2 separate regions of the Mus musculus genome follow, and region 1 is linked to region 2. A link is a loop called in an ENCODE intact Hi-C map of the cell type or tissue named here. Cell type or tissue: gastrocnemius. All regions are shown on one strand. Links, peaks and the distances in the headings refer to the core of each region. The heading gives the core; the rest is flanking DNA.

The links. Hi-C counts contacts between places; a loop is a spot of excess contacts. Peaks named below come from ENCODE experiments on the same cell type or tissue, not always from the same donor. Only the 100,000 strongest peaks of a DNase experiment are listed, where the experiment ranks them.
Region 1: a loop joins it to region 2, with 3 times the contacts of the local background. A loop is called at or near these places in 8 of 42 quality-filtered maps.

What each region holds. Positions count from the first base shown.
Region 1 is chr9:51,974,702-51,980,081 of GRCm38, reverse strand. No RefSeq gene overlaps it. Among named protein-coding and RNA genes, the nearest start is that of Fdx1, 14 kb to the right of the region's middle. In gastrocnemius, for the core only: a CTCF peak has its summit at 2,502 (motif pointing left); a DNase peak (open chromatin) is centred at 2,485; H3K27ac peaks cover 261 bases.
Region 2 is chr9:52,044,744-52,050,123 of GRCm38, reverse strand. It overlaps Rdx (radixin), which reads right to left and starts at 2,183. Exons shown (of 14, transcript NM_009041.3): 1 at 1,692-2,183. It also overlaps the pseudogene Gm6981. In gastrocnemius, for the core only: a CTCF peak has its summit at 2,254; DNase peaks (open chromatin) are centred at 1,275, 1,904 and 2,142; H3K4me3 peaks cover 3,011 bases; H3K27ac peaks cover 3,019 bases.

The DNA of each region.
Region 1 (5,380 bases), core at 185-5,184, 70 kb after region 2:
ACAAATGCCTGAGCTAGGAAGCGGTAGTGGGTGGGTTGAAGAACAGGGGGTGGGGGATAGGATAGGGGATTTTTCGAGGGGAAACTAGGAAAAGGGATAACATTTGAAATGTAAATAAAGAAAATATCTAATGAAAATTAAAAAACAAACAACGAAACAGGGCTTCTGAGAGGGGGGATGGGCAACAAAGTCCTGAGGGTTCTGCCTTCCTGAATGGGATTAGTGCCTCTCTAAAGGAAACTGAAGCAAGCCTGCTTTCCCACTTTTGTCATGCAGTCACACGAGAACTCAGCAAGAGGCACTATCTAAGACTTGGGGTAGAGTTCAGTTGTGGAGCACTTCCATAGCATTCACAACGCCCTGATTATGATTCCTACCACTGAGAAAAGAGAGAGGAAAACATCAATGTCTGGATAATATATGAAATGTTGTGGGAAATATTTAAAACAAAACAAAACAAAACAAAATCGACTTGCTCCAGCACTTATACCGCTGCTCCAGCAGTCTGGCCAACCAAGCATGGGTGGGCAGTGGCCGACCTGTTTTCTCTCATGGAGACTCTGACTCAGAACTCCAAAATCTCTCCACCCAGTTTGCTAGGTTCCCACTGGCAGTTTGCTACCATGCCAACCTTGTGCTTCAAACCCCCCACGGCCTTTGTGGTGTACCTCCAGCAAACCCACACTTTGCTGCCATAACTTTCTCTCCTGAACCTGGATGAACCTCCGCGTGAAGGAAAACACAACACAAACTTAGTTCAGAAAGGAATCCTACTCTTGTAAACCTTATTAAATTTAAATCCTCTGGTGGAGAATCCTGACAGATCTGCCATTGAAACTAGGAGACACTAGTAGCTACATCCTGTCCTCATGCTATCCCTGTCCTCACACTATCCCCGTCCAAAAGTACCTAGCTCTCTCCTGCTACCTCTCTTCCTCTGTCCAACCTGGAAGTCCCGCCTACTCACCCAGTGATTGGTTCCTTTATTCATTAGGGGATTGGTTCACAAGAAGTCATCTGAGTACGTGTGACTCACTCCTTGTCTGAAGCCCCTCCCAGGAGAGCAGAATTAGCATCAAAATACAAACAGCACCAGGCCCATCCACAACAATGAAACATCCAGACTACTAGTGCATTCACCATGGCATCTCTAAGCCCTGGGACTGTAAGCGACAAATCTCTATTACTTGTAAATTGCCCGGCCCAAGATATTGTGTTATAGTAGACTGGATAGACTAAGACATCAATCCTCAACTTATGGAGGTCCTTAGGCTGCTGAGCCAATATTATCAAGTTCCCAAGGTCTTTATCGTCTTCATTCAGCTTACTCTGGGCTGATGAAAAGAGGAGATGGGGGCTATGTTGGAACCTCAGTGTCTCCTCACCCAGCTGCATATGCACTAAAAGCATCATAATCATCCATCCTTCCCCCTCTCCTCCCCCTCTCCCTCTCCCTCTCCCTCCCCCTCCCCCTCCCCCTCCCCCTCTCCCTCTCCCTCTCCCTCTCCCTCTCCCTCTCCCTCTCCCTCTCCCTCTCCCTCTCCCTGGCCCTCTCCCTCTCCCTCTCCCTCTCCCTCTCCCCTCTCCTCTCCTCTCCTCTCCCTCTCCCTCTCCCTCTCCCTCTCCCCTCTCCTCTCCTCTCCTCTCCTTTTTACTATTTTCTGAGACCGGGACTTCCCATGTAGCCCAGGCAGCCTTTGAACCCAAGATTGTCCTGCCTCTTGGGTCCTTCCTTTTGTTGGCAAGTCTCTGTGTGATATTTTCTGATGATGAGATATGTGACACGTTTTAAAGCGGTCAAAAGGCATATCTGTGAAATATAATTCAACACATTTTGTTAACTTTTTAACTATCACAATGATCAAATTATGCAGAACTATACTCCTAGGTGTCATTGGCCAGCTGCAGCTAGTTGGGGGGATTACAAACATCCTCCTTAATACCTTTTTTCTCCTCTCCTCCATGTACTTGTTCTAAAGCTACAGCCTAAAACTTTATGTTTTAAAAATTCACACCTATTTTACTTGTTTGTGTGAGAGTATGGATGTGCATGCATGGAAGTCAGAGATCAACCCCAGGGAGTCTGTCTGTGTGTCCTGAGAACCGAACTCAGGACATCTAAGCTTAGTGGCAAGAGCTACTGAGCTATCCTGTCAGCAATAGGTTTAATTTTAATATAACTATTAATCTTTTACTTCTAATCAAGAGAGTGTCCCAAATGCACCTTTGACCCCCTCATTTCTAAGGTTCAAAGTTTTGTGAAAACAAAAGCACGCCCTTCAGCTCCAGACTAAACTGGTTTGTTATTCTTTGTACCTGGAGTTGCTGTGCCTGCTGTTTACTCTGTTAGTTCATTTCAGACTCTTTCCCCTCCCCTGACTCCAACCAACTGAGGAGGCCACTGGACCTGGCACATGCCCTTCAGGGCTGGTCTTGGAATCTCCAGTTTTGCAAGCTACCAGAGACTGTTTTCTGTTTCCTCGGGCTCCACCTAGCGGGCGGAAGTGGCCAGCACTGTCCTTACTTGGATCTGCTTGGGAGATTCCCTCCCAAGCTACAGAGGCTGGCAAAGAGGGTTAGGAGAGCAACAGATGTGATGTGATGTTAGGACCAGCTGTCTCACAGATGACACTTTCTTATGGTATGTCACATGGTAGAAGACCTTGTAGAGGTTTCAATCTGTGGCTCTCTACCCCTAGGGGGTGAATGACCCTTTCATAAGGATTGCTTAAGACCATTGGAAAGTGCACATATTTATATTATGATTCATAAATATAAAGAAGCAATGAAAACAATTTTACGGTAAGGAAGGTTGACTAGAGGATCTCTGTAGGGTCTTTTTCACTGGACACTAATCCAATTCACGGACATCTGCCCACTTGACCCAGTAGTAATCATCTTCCAAAGAGGACGACCCTCCTATCTGTGGGATCAGGTAGGATTTCAACATATTAATGGAGATGGAGGTGATACGATACAAATGTAGTATGTAGCACTTAGATGTAGTGTTTCTTCTTCCAAACTGTCTGCTCATTCATAGATAGAATTGCCAGACCTTATTATTGTGCCTCATGGATACATGACTTCATTACCTGGGCTAGGAGGAGCTCTCAGAAGATGCACCTTACACCCGTGTCACTGATACTCAACTGCTTGTTCTTCTTAGCATTATCATCAATATTACTTAGGGAAACAACTGTCACGGCACATGTAGCAGCCAGAGGACAACTTTGTAGAGTTGGGTCTTTCCTTCCACTTTCGTGTGGTTTCTAGAGATCAGCCCAGCTTTTAGGCTTTATTCGGAAAATGCTACAGTCTCTTAGGCCCTGATTGCTGTTTTTAATATGCAAACTTTGTCTCTCTGAAAAATCCTCTAGGTAGATACATCATTTATACAATTACACTCTTTTTCTCTACCTTATGTAAGGAAATCTGGTCTGGGATATATATGAATCTCAGACACTTGAATGAGTTTTTGTCTGTTTCAGTTGACTTAGACTCTCAAGTCCCAGGCAATACTTACTGAAAGGTACAATGACACAATGCTGACTTAGACATTGGGAGTACAGTATTAGAATCGCTAAATTCTGAGGGTAGGAAGCATTGCCATGGAAACAAAAGAAGCATGCGTGCGAAGGGCTGATGAGTGCTGTAATGATAAAGCAAGGAAGGGAGGCAGGGAGTGAGAGAGAGTAGATGCTGTTTATGATAAGCAAAGACTAACTGGTGAGGGGCCATTTGCAAAAATCCCTAAAGATAGCAAAGGAAAGCCTGCAGTACTGATCAATTGACTACATGTGGTGTAAAGGATAGAACTCCTAGGCAGAAGAAATGATTCAGTGGTTAAGAGCACTGATTGCTCTTCCAGAGGTCCTGAGTTCAATTCCCAGCAACCACATGGTGGCTCACAATCATCTATAATAGGATCCAATGCCCTCTTCTGGTGTGTATGGAGACAGCAACAGTATACTCACATATATACAATAAATAAAATCTCAATAGAACTCCTACCATGACCACTAATTTGGCCTAAGAACAACTAGAGCACTGGGGTGATGTTTAGCTCAGCGGAAGGGCGTGTGCATGTGGGAGACCCTGAGCTCAATTTCTAACAAAAACAATCTTTTAACAAGGAAAAAAAAAAAGCCCAATCAAGTACCAACCAAGACAGAAAAACTCCAAAACAAAAGTAAGCAAACAAAACTGAATTTGGATTCCCAACACACACATCAAAATCTGGATGCAGTGTAATTAATCCCAGCACTCAGGAGCCACATAATCCCAGGGGCTTGCTGACAAGCCAGTCAACGACAACCAGCAAGTCCCAGGTTCAATGGGAGACCTTGTTTCAAAAACTGAGGTTCAAAAGCACTTAGCAATTGATGAAGGTACCCAACATTGACCTTTGTTCTCCCACATGTACTTAGATGTACAAACAGACACACACATTGGAATCACTATACAATACAATACACACACACACACACACACACACACACACACACACACACATATCCCAGTCATTTTTGCCATTTTAAATTGAAGTATATGTTAGTCTCTACATGGAGATATTAAATCGGTGTTGGGAAATCATATTAGACTAGTGGTCTGGCCTGGAGTGAAAAATTTATGCTTTAGCAAATACAGATCTGTAGATGTATTTTCATCCAGCAGCTGACCTGAGATTCCTTTAATAAAACCAGAGAGAAATAGAAGTTTGAAGATTCGTTCATGGAACACCCTAACATTTATTAGAGTTGGGGGAGCAAAGGAGACCCATGAGACAGAATAAGCAGTGGCCAAGATAAGAGCAGAACTCTGAGTGACGTCAGTTCACACTGTGAGAGGAAGTGTGGCATTTGCTGGTGACATGACAAGTGGTACTGATGAAGTAAGAGAGACAAAAACTGGAAAACTGGAAACTGACCATGATATTTAGCTGGGTGGAAGTTATTTTTGACTTTTATCAATCAGTGACGTGATAACATGAAAGTTGACATGACCGGAGGAAGGACTCTGGGGACAGGAGAGGAGGACAGAGTACACGGAACTCTTCTGGTTTTTTATTTGCTTTGCTTTGTTTTTACAGAAAGATAAATGACAAAACAGTATCTTCAGGGTTATGTAGCATCAAACAATGTGAATTTTTGATATGAAGACCAAGGATTCTGCATGGTTCAGGGATCTTGAACCCATGAGTCACCTAGGAATGTGCTGAGATATACTTTTGATTTTGACCCTATAAATACTGTCTAACTATCCAAACATTCAGTGCCTTGCAGAGCAGACAATGGCCAGTGGTGACAGTTAGTGAGACGCTATGACACATGGTACTCCAGAAGAGCCTTTCTGCTGTTGGCTATATTTGAGATGGTAGTAT
Region 2 (5,380 bases), core at 113-5,112:
GCTCTTGGGAATGGTGAAGCAAGGAACAAAACTCAGTTGGTGCACCTATCTCCCATCCCCCCTACCCCCAACTACTAACAGCTACTAAGAGAAGGAGACAGCAAACCTGTTGTCCCCACCCATTACACAGAAATGCTGCAATGAAGCTGTGTAATTACCCAGGTAATCATAATCCCCACAAAATTAAGATTCATGTGTTTTTTCCACACAGCAAAATCTATTAAATCTACTCTACAAACATCTCTTGAGCCCCTCCTCCATTCTCTCCCGTGTGAAGCTACAGATGAGCAAATGAGTTTGTAGGGCCCACAGAGGGCAACTCCTCCTCACGCAGACAAGCTAAAGACTTCCTAATGACTACCCGAGTAATGTTCCAAAATACAGTTTTCAAAGGGATCTATGCAATGAAAGCCACTGTGGTTCTTTTCACAGCATACTGACAATCTGAAAAGGAGTCTGCATTTTGTCATATTTGAAGAAATTATTATTATGAAAGATAAAGTACACACTGGTGCAAGTGACAGAATTCTAAAGATTAAAAAAAAGCCCGCAATCCTAAACATTAGGCTCTCTTTTCAGATCTGATGGGGCAGTTTTGGCAAGCAGATTAAGCCATTATTTATGCAGCAAAATGAACAAGGCAATTGTTTATTCTGTGCTTCGTCACAGTCTTATAAGTATTCTATTAAAAAAAAAAAGATGCTCGGTCAACAATAGATTGCAGTGTCCAAGTATTCTTTTATCACATAAACCCTTGTTATCTTCGGCTTTTACATTTACATCATGCAAATCTTGGTGCCTCCGCACAGCCAACCGGGCATCTCCCTCACACCTCTTTTTACAAAATCTCAACTGTACTTTAAAAAAAAAAATTATAAACTTGACCTCTTAAAACACATTTCCAATGAATAACCACTCTTCTGGGGAGGGAGGAAAAAAAAACAAAACCACCCAGAATCCTGGCAACGTTTACAGAAACATCTGTGTAGGAACGGACTATTCAACTGAAATAACGCACTACTCCCTTTCAAACTTGGCTGGGCGATGGGAGTTTGGGAGCCCCGAAAGGCAGAAAAGCTGAGTTTCCTGGTGGGGTCTGCTCACTGTGCGCCAGGCGACTCCGCGGTGCGGGCAAGCCGGGGGGCCCGGAGGGCGCGGGCCGTGACTGCAGCCCCAGGTAAGGGCGGCCGGGAGCCCGGGCCTGGCCTCGCGGGCTTGCGCGGCGGGACCCGGCAACGCGACGGCCTTTCCGCGGCTCGCGCGTCCGCACGCTCTCTAGTAATCCAACACCCCGACTTTCAAACGGGAGGCCGGGGGAGAAGTTCTAGCCTCGCGGTCCCCGTCCCCGGGTTGCGAGAGAGCGTGCGACCTACGCTCCATGCGGCCCCCGAGGGCGCGCCGACCCGAGCCCCGGGCCCAGTCCACGGCGGCGGGAACCCGCACCGCCCGACGCACGGGGCGGCCAGGCCGACGGCGGACGGCGCGGCGGGAGACTCCGGGTAAGTGGCGTGGCTCAGCCGTTAACGACCACGGCGCCTCTAGGGCGGCCAGGCGCGAGTCCGTCTGTGAGGCGCGCCAGGCCCCGGGCCGCGGCGCCACAGCCCGGCAACTTCTGGCCGCCACCTCAGCGCCTCGGCGGGGAGAGCGGCCCCCGGGGCCTGGGACGGGGGAGCGCGCCGAGCAGGGCTTACCCCGAAAATGAGTGGCTCCTTCCCTGCCCGCCGCCGGCTGGCTGAGGCGCGGCTCGGCGGGGGCGTCGTGGCTGGCGGCGAACGAGCGGAGAGTCGGCGGTGCGAGCCCTGAGCCGCCTGAGAGAAGACGCGCCGCAGCCGCCGCAGACAGCTCGGCAATATGGCCGCCCGGCGCCTCCTCGGGGGGGAAGGCGGGGCCGCCCTGCGCCCCCTCCTCCCGCGGGCCGCCAGTGGCGGGGCGAGGCCGGGGCTCGAGCGCCAACCCCGCGAGCGTGTCTCCCGGCCGCCCCGGGCGGAATCGAGTGGGCCTCAGCCGGGGGTTGGGGGGAGAATACGCGCTGCGGGGCCTTCGCGAAGCTTTCCCCGCGGGACGAGGACGCCGCGGGCCAGCCCGAGTCCGAAGCCCGCAGTGAACGAAGCGGAGCCGCGCGGCCCGAAGCTCGCCGCGCGCCCGCCGCCTGCCCCCGCCCCGCGAGTGGAAACTTGAAACTCCCGCTGGTGCCAGGGAACTCACGGAGGGCGTTTCCAGCGCCCCCGAGGTGGAGCTGTTCCCGGGAGGAGGGGGGATCCCCTCGGCAGCCGCTCCAGGGTGCAGTTCGGTGCTAGGCTGCAGGATCCCGGGCTAGGAGAGGGAAGTGGGCCCAGTGTTTACAACAAAAAGAACATTAATGTGTGCAGGTTTTTAACCAGCTAGAAAGGCTGGTTGGTTTTAAATTTTGCAGTGTTTTTAACTTCCCTCAAAACGCCAGTGGGTATGACCCTATAATGCGATCAGGTTTTTTGTTCTTGTTGTTAGCAGGGATACTCCTTCCTTGGCGGTTAGAAGGAGTAGGCTGAGAAAGGAAAAAAAAAGTTGGAAGTAGGGCCCAAAGAGCAGCCAAACCTAAATTATTCTAGACTTGGAAAAAGTTACCAGTCTGACCATAGTCTCACTGTATCCACTCGCTAGAGAGAGAGACCGAGGCTGCGTTCTGGTGGGGTTACCTCGGTGCTGCCTGCCCTCAGTACTTTCTGCTGGGATTTAGAGTAACACTTGGTGCCACTTGTACACACAGCAATGGTTCAATCCTTACCTGCCTACCGCGTTCCGTTTACTCAATACCTCTTTCGTAAACGAACTGTCAATACAAATATAACGCGAATGTACGTAATTCTTACAGGACAAATACGCCATCTTTAGGGAAGCCTTAGACTTGCCTTTCCTGAGACAGTAGCTCTTCCAGGGACTCTGCAGATCCTTTCTCTGAGCTTCCTCCTCAGTGAGCTACCACCTTCACCCTCAAGAGACCTCACTAAACAATTAAAAAGCCCCCAGAGACTCCAGGTTAATCTCAGAAGTCTTTAGATTGCAAATTCCTCAAGGATGGGAACCAGCTGTGTGCTTTGTAGCCAAAACAGGTTTAGGTGGTTCTCTGAGACCACCAACTGAATACTTGTGGACCCTCTCCCCACGGGTGCAACAAAGATAGGGACAGTAAAAATGTCATGGGAGTCCCAAGTAGTACACTAATCAAACTAAAGTCGGAAGTCGGTGGTACACTTTGCAACTGAAAACGAAGCATTCATTCGTGGTCTTATGTTCAGAACAGTGAAGTGCTTTCACATGACTGCCTTGTTTAATGATTACAACAACCCTGGGCTCAAGGTAAAAGCTATTATTGGCATTAAAAGAAGCTAATGAATAAAGGGGAGCTTCAAAAAAGTTAGTTGTCAGTATAACCTGGCTAGGAAATGGCAGAGCCATGGCCAACCCCAAAGGCATGTTTGACTCAAAAGTCTGAATCTAAGAGCTCTGATCTTATCCTATGTCCTGCAGTAGCAGATGCAACCCAAGTTGTAGCATTTCAGTTGCCATCATATTCGTAAATATTTAAGTAAAAGATAGTATTCAAGCTGCTAAGATAAAAAGGGTACTCTCAAACATTGTGGATGGGAAAATGGAAACAGAGACAAATATTTAAAAAGCAGTTTGGTGGGAGAGTCAGTCGTTCAGAGGGTCCACAGCTCAGAACACATCTGAAGAAAATACTCTGGAATAGACTAAAAACTCCATCACAGTAATACCTATTAGATACAAAATCAAAGAGGAAACACACATACCGTTGCTTTATTTTGATCTTCACATCAGATATTAGCACTTTTAAATGAAGTATTGAATATTCAATCAAAATATCCCAAAGCCTTCAATGCTGTGGTGTTGGTATGTGTGCCTCCTGGTGCTGAGAACTGAATTTCCTTGCTGAGCACCTAAATGCTCTTCCACTACCCAAAGCCTAATCCCAAACAGTTCAGCTTCAGGGGAGGAAAGAACCATACGTACTTCCTAAAACAGTCTTGTTCTTGAAAGATACCTGATATTATTCAATAGATGTCAAGATATATTTTTAAATAGCATATAAGATGTTTTAAAATCATAGTCAGGTTTAGTGGCACACATCTTTAATGCAAACACTTGGGATGTAGAAGCAGAGTTCAAGGCTAGCCTGGTCTACAGAGTGAGTTCCAGGATATCCAGAGCTATATACTGATACCCTGTCTCTAAAGAAAAATGTAAAATGAGATATTGCCAAAATGTCTATGCTACACTCTTACTAGACTTGCCACAGTATGTTTGCTCATTGTCACTTCTGGAATTCCAACTATAATTTAATCTGGAATTTTAAAGCATTAGTCTCAGTAGCACACGCAAAAGTACTTCCTGAAATGAAGAAAATGTATTTATTAAATGAAGAAAATAATTTATAGATGAAGGGTTTTTGTTGTTGTTTTATTTTGCTTGTCTTGTTTTAGAGACAAAGCTCTAGGCCTCTTGCTAGTTTAAGTGAGGCTGGGATCCTGCGTCTGTTTAGGTGGTGAGGAAAGCCAACAGTGCTGTGTAATATGGCTGTAATAAAAGTTTACACACAGTGTCCAGGGAGACACAGAAGAGAGCAATTCACTCTGAGAGAACTTCCCAGAGGAGGTGAGAGGAAAGTGGTAGGTAGAAGTTGCCTCAGAGAAGCCAGGAAAGGCAGCAGCATGTGATTGATGTCCTGGGGTGGGTGGGGTGGGGAGTGAGGGTTAGAAAGGTAAATTGAGCAGTACAGGATTTTTCCTTTCTAAGACATAGGCATTGAAAAGAGGAATGCCACGTGGGAGTGACCACCTCTATCTAATTGGATTTCAGGCCCACTCCAAGAGATGGACCCTATCCCTGACACTGCTTGTATGACCAAGAGCTGACACCAGAAAGGACCTAGGGGACAGCAAATACTACTGTTCTGCTAAAGGAATGTAGCTACAAAATTACTCTTATTTTCTACTATACCCATAGATCTTGCTATACCCATAGATCCGTGTCTTGCTCAGCCATCACCAGATGGGTTTCCTCCTGTAGTAGATGGGAACAAATACAGGCATCACAGCAAGACAATGTGCAGAGAGAGACCTAAATGCATGTATGTCTCCATCAGAGTCTTCCCCTCAGGGCTCAGGGAACCGTTTAGAGGAGAAAGTAGAAAGATTGAAAGAGCCAGAGAGGCCTTCTAGACACAGGACTCCCAGAGACTGGCAGTATGCTCAGGGCTGCACACGCCTGGGCAGGTATGCTCAGATGGGTCCCAGGACAGAGCAGAAATGAACACAAACTCCCATCTTTTTTTTTTTAACTGTATAGTGCCTGTTTGTATGTACTATGGCTTTCAGTTTTG